2 separate regions of the Homo sapiens genome follow, and region 2 is linked to region 1. Evidence: read pairs that join two places in POLR2A ChIA-PET (ENCODE). Cell type or tissue: GM12878. All regions are shown on one strand.

What was found. Peaks named below come from ENCODE experiments on the same cell type or tissue, not always from the same donor. Only the 100,000 strongest peaks of a DNase experiment are listed, where the experiment ranks them.
Region 2: POLR2A ChIA-PET joins it to region 1 with 5 read pairs; 5 of 35 experiments call an interaction of 5 or more read pairs at or near these places.

Annotation. Positions count from the first base shown.
Region 1 is chr15:84,778,054-84,780,553 of GRCh38, reverse strand. ZNF592 (zinc finger protein 592) reads right to left here. Exons shown (of 11, transcript NM_014630.3): 3 at 2,242-2,371. Among named protein-coding and RNA genes, the nearest start is that of ZNF592, 31 kb to the right of the region's middle. In GM12878, no CTCF peak of the experiment used is centred here; no DNase peak of the experiment used is centred here.
Region 2 is chr15:84,685,427-84,687,926 of GRCh38, reverse strand. SEC11A (SEC11 homolog A, signal peptidase complex subunit) reads left to right here. Exons shown (of 6, transcript NM_014300.4): 3 at 153-302. Among named protein-coding and RNA genes, the nearest start is that of NMB, 28 kb to the right of the region's middle. RefSeq lists an enhancer at 940-1,439. In GM12878, no CTCF peak of the experiment used is centred here; a DNase peak (open chromatin) is centred at 1,266.

The DNA.
Region 1 (2,500 bases):
ACCTAAACATGGGTTGGCAGAATACCCCACTGGAATGAGATACAAAGTTTTGAACAGAACGAATGTTTGTCTCTTGGAACAGGAGGTGTTGGAACCCATAAACAAGGGGAACATACTGGATGTCACTGAAAACAGTGGGCACTCAATACCAAGTGACCTACTAGGCAGGGTGATCATAACTATAAGGAAACTCCTGCATGATATTTGCTTTATAAGCTTCTTTTTAATTTCTTTTTTGTTCTTTCTTTCTTCTAAATGTCTAGGAAAGGCCAAGCGCAGTGGCTCACTCCTGTAATCCCAGCACTTTGGGAGGCTGAGGTAGGTGGATCACCTGAGGTCAGGAGTTTGAGACCAGCCTGGCCAACATAGTGAAATCTCATCTCTACTAAAAATACAAAAATTAGTTGGGTGTGGTGGCACACGCCTGTAGTACCATCTACTTGGGAGGCTGAAGCAGGAGAATCACTTGAACCCAGGAGGAGGAGGTTGCAGTGAGTCGAGATCTTGCCACTGCACTCCAGCCTGGGCAATAGACCAAGACTCCAACTCAAAAAAAAAAAAAAACAAAACTGTCTAGGAAAAAAAGATTGAGGGGAAAGGGCAGAATAGATTTTCCAGCTCTCATTAAGGAGCTGGAAAAAGCATGTGGGAGAAGAGGAGGAGAAGTTGATTGTGTGTCTAAGGATTAGCTGGGAGCCTGCTATTATCTAATATGAAGTTGCAGAGGCTTGAAGCAGAGAAAGATTAGATCAGAAGTAAAGCTCTCCTCATAGAGAAATCTCAGGGATTGACTGAGAATGGTCAGAAGTAAAGTAAGTATCTTTTGCTGGAAAATCAGAGCTAGTAAATAGTGTGAGAGCTCAATATTAGCAGCAGAAAAAAAAACTTTTATAGAGATTTTAGGTCAGGCACAGTAGCTCACACCTGTAATCTTAGCACTTTGGGAGGCCAAGGGAGGAGGATCACTTGAGCCCAGGAGTTTGAGAGTAGCCTGGGAAACATAGTAAGACTCTCTCTATTTTTAAAAAGAATAAGAAACATTAATAATAATAATAAATGTTTTAAATGCCAAAGCTGAAAGCCTTTAAAAGCCAAAGATCACATCCTGTTTTCTATTTAGCCCCAGTAAGAAAAACCAAAAACAGCAGCAATCAATAACTGTGAATAAGGTACTCTACCATGTACCTACATGTTTATATTTACTTGAACCTTGCTCTAAAGCATCACATTGTTTTTAAATAGAAATTAATCAAAATGTACCGTTATAAAAGCAAAAGAAGAAACTGTAAAGAAAAAGACAACCAATAAAAAAGTTCTATTTACCGAAAACCTGCCAGCACAAAGTTAAAAGGCAAACAACAAATCAAAAGGAATATTTGCAACATATAGTTATTATCATTAATATCTTAATTAAAACATAAAAAGCCCTTATAGAGGGACCTCCTCTTTCGGCTTTGGAGCCCCCCTCCCTCTGTCTCTCTACAAGGGAGTTTCTTCCTTCTGTCTTCTCCCTTCCTTCTTGCCTATTAAATGCTCCACTCCTTAAAACCACTCCACGTGTGTCCCTGTTGTTTTCTCTAAACCGGCATGAGGACCAAGAACCCTGGTGTTCCTCCACTCATCAGAGCCGTATCATTTTGGTTCATGGGCCAGGAAAAGAAATTCAATCATCAGACTGCAATCAAACTCCAAATGATGCTATAAACTGAACCACACATGCACACGCCATTCTTCCGAGGACCCTTAGATCAACCCCAGGAAGAGCCCTAGCTGCTGTTCTCCATTTGACGCCCCTTTTCAGCAGGAAGTAGCCAGAAAGAGTCATCGCCCAAAACCCCCTAACAGCAGTTAGTGTAGCATCTCCACAGGGGGAAATGTTGTAGGAAAAGGGGTCATTGGGAAGCCTTAAAGCATCTCAGGAAAAGTTTCTTGTAAAGCCCCGGCTCTTAGAGCCAGGCCAGCAACCTTTGATATGCAAGTCGGCCATTAGAAACTGGGTCCACCCAAACATGGAGATTCCCACGGCCTTCTTGCCCTTTCCCTACATGTTCCTGGCAACATGGCCAACCCCATATAACCTCACGAGTGTAGAACGTCGTGTCAACCTGCATTTGCATATTAAAAAGCTAGGGTGGGAGGGCCAGCTTTTTCTCGGGCTACGTGAATTACATGCCTAGTCAAACCAATCCCCTGAGCCCTATGCAAATCAAACACCGCCTCCTCCAGCCTCTGCATGTGTACCTGACTGGTATCCGTGGCAGGTAGGGACCTCCTCTTTCGGCTTTGGAGCCCCCCCTCCCTCTGTCTCCGTACGGGGGAGCGTCTTCCTTCTGTCTTCTCCCTTCCTTCTTGCCTATTAAACTCTCCGCTCCTTAAAACAAAAACAAAAACAAAAAGCCCTTACAAAGCAATAAGTAAAATATAAGCAACCCATTAGAAAAATGAGTGAGGGTGATGAGCAGGCAATTAAAAGAAGAAAGACAAATGGACAGACTAGAAA
Region 2 (2,500 bases), 93 kb after region 1:
TTTGAGAACAATACACATTTCTGTTGATATAGTTGTTAGGGTATTGAGTATACTCCCAAAGTGATATTTTTTATTTTGTTGAATATCTAATTTTGAAAGTACATTTAATCTCATACTTTCTTTTTGCTGTTATATTCTTCTTTCCCTTCCAGTGGCAGCATGGAACCTGCATTTCATAGAGGAGATCTTCTCTTTCTAACAAATCGAGTTGAAGATCCCATACGAGTGGGAGAAATTGTTGTTTTTAGGATAGAAGGAAGAGAGATTCCTATAGTTCACCGAGTCTTGAAGATTCATGAAAAGTATGTGCAAAGTATAGCATCTTTGTTTCTAAGTGCTTTTGTTTAAGTGTTTGTGGTATTTAGTTTTGATAGCCTAAAGATTGTAAAACAGTGAGGAACCTCTAGGCCTTCTTCCAGTCCATTTTTATGAATGCTGGAAAGTTTAGTGAACATTTTGAAAACTGTAAATAATTATTTATTAGTTCATTTCTTTCCCTGAAGGTTTTTCCAGAGGTTTTTCTTTGTTCCCTTTTACTTCCCAACCTGTCAGTGACTCTGTATATAATTCCAAAAAACTATGACATAAAGATAGATCCTAAATAGAATCTTCTGGTTGGGCACAGTGGCTCACGCCTACAATCCCAGTACTTTGGGAGGCCAAGGTGAGAGAATGGCTTGAGCTCAGGAGTTTGAGGTCAGCCTGGGCAACATGGTGAGACTCCTTCTCTATTAAAACAAAACAAAACCAAAAAAGGCCAGGCATGGTAGCTCACGCCTGTAATCCCAGCACTTTGGGAGGCCGAGGTGGGTGGATCACCTGAGGTCAGGAGTTCGAGACCAGCCTGGCTAACATCGTGAAACCCTGTCTCTACTAAAATATAAAAATTAGCCAGGTGTGGTGGTGGGCGCCTGTAATCCCAGCTACTTGGGAGGCTGAGGCAGGCGAATTGCATGAACCTGGGAGGTGGAGGTTGCAGTGAGCCAAGATTGCAGCACTGCACTCCAGCCTGGGCGACAGAGCCAGACTCCATCTCAAAAAATAAATAAATAAATAAATAATTAGCTGGGCGTAGTGGCATGTGCCTGTAGTCCCAGCTAATTGGAGGACTGAGGTGGGAGGATTGTGTGAGCCCAGGAGTTTGAGGCTGCAGTGAGTCGTGTTTGTGCCACTGCACTCCAGCCTGGGCGACCGAGTGAGACCCTGTCTCAAAAAAGAAAAAAGAAAGAAATGAAAGAAAAGGGAGGCATCCTGTATGACACACAGACGAGAAGTGAAAGAGTAGGCATGATTTCGGTTCTTTTTTTGTTTGTTTTTTGAGACAGTTTCCCTCTGTTACCCAGGCTGGAATGCAGTGGCGCTATCTCGGCTCACTGCAACCTCCACCTCCCAGGCTCAAGTGATTCTCATGCCTCAGCCTTCTGAGTAGCTGGGATTACAGGCATGTGCCACCATGCCCAGCTAATTTTTGTATTTTTAGTAGAGACAGGGTTTCACCTTGTTGGCTAGGCTAGTCTCGAACCCCTGGCCTCAAGTGATCCGCCTGCCTTGGCCTCCCAAAGTGCTGGGATTACAGGCATGAGCCATTGCACCTGGTGGATTTCAGTTCTTGAAAGAAGAGGAAACTGTCAACCATTGCTTTTTGAAATTCCTATAAACATTCTAGTTTAGAAGAGTTCTTTCTTCATTGGTGAAATAAAGATATGACTGCTTATTTTTTTTTAATAAAATCAGATATCAGTATGTATGTGGAAATACTATAATTTAAAGTGACATTATATTATTGACTGGGAAGGAATAACTTAAATTTTTAGAAATTGTTTGGGGCCGGGAGCAGTGGCTCATGCCTGTAATCTCAGCACTTTGGGAGGCTGAGGCGGGCAGATCACCTGAGCTCAGGAGTTCAAGACCAGCCTTGCCAACATGGCAAAACCCATCTCTACTAGAAGTATAAAAATTAGCCAGGCGTGGTGGTGGGCACCTGTAACTCCAGCTACTCAGGAGGCTAAGGCAGGAGAATCACTTGAACCTGGGAGGCTAAGGTTGCAGTGAGCTGAGATCACGCCACTGCATTCCAGCCTGAATGACAGAGTGAGACTCCATCTCAAAAAAAAAAAAAAAAAAAAAAAGAAATTTATTTTGGAATTACAGAGGTTTATTCAGCATGGATAGTGTTTTCCAGATTCTGAAAGTGGATTTGTGTTGTTCATTCTCAGCAATGCCTGTTGTGAACAAAGCTGAACCAACTTTCCCCTAAATATATCAGAGAGAATCAAATTAAGCTCAGGCCTTGTTTAAGCTGGAGGAAAATTTCTCCATTTTAATTTGTGATCCTTTGAAATTGAGTGAGTTTGGCTGGGTGTGGTGACTCATGCCTGTAATCCCAGCCCTTTGGGAGGCTGAGGCGGGTGGAGTGCTTGAGCGCAGGAGCTCTAGACCAGCCTGGGCGTCTAGACCAGATGGTGAAACCCTGTCTCTACAAATAAAAAAAAAAAAAAAA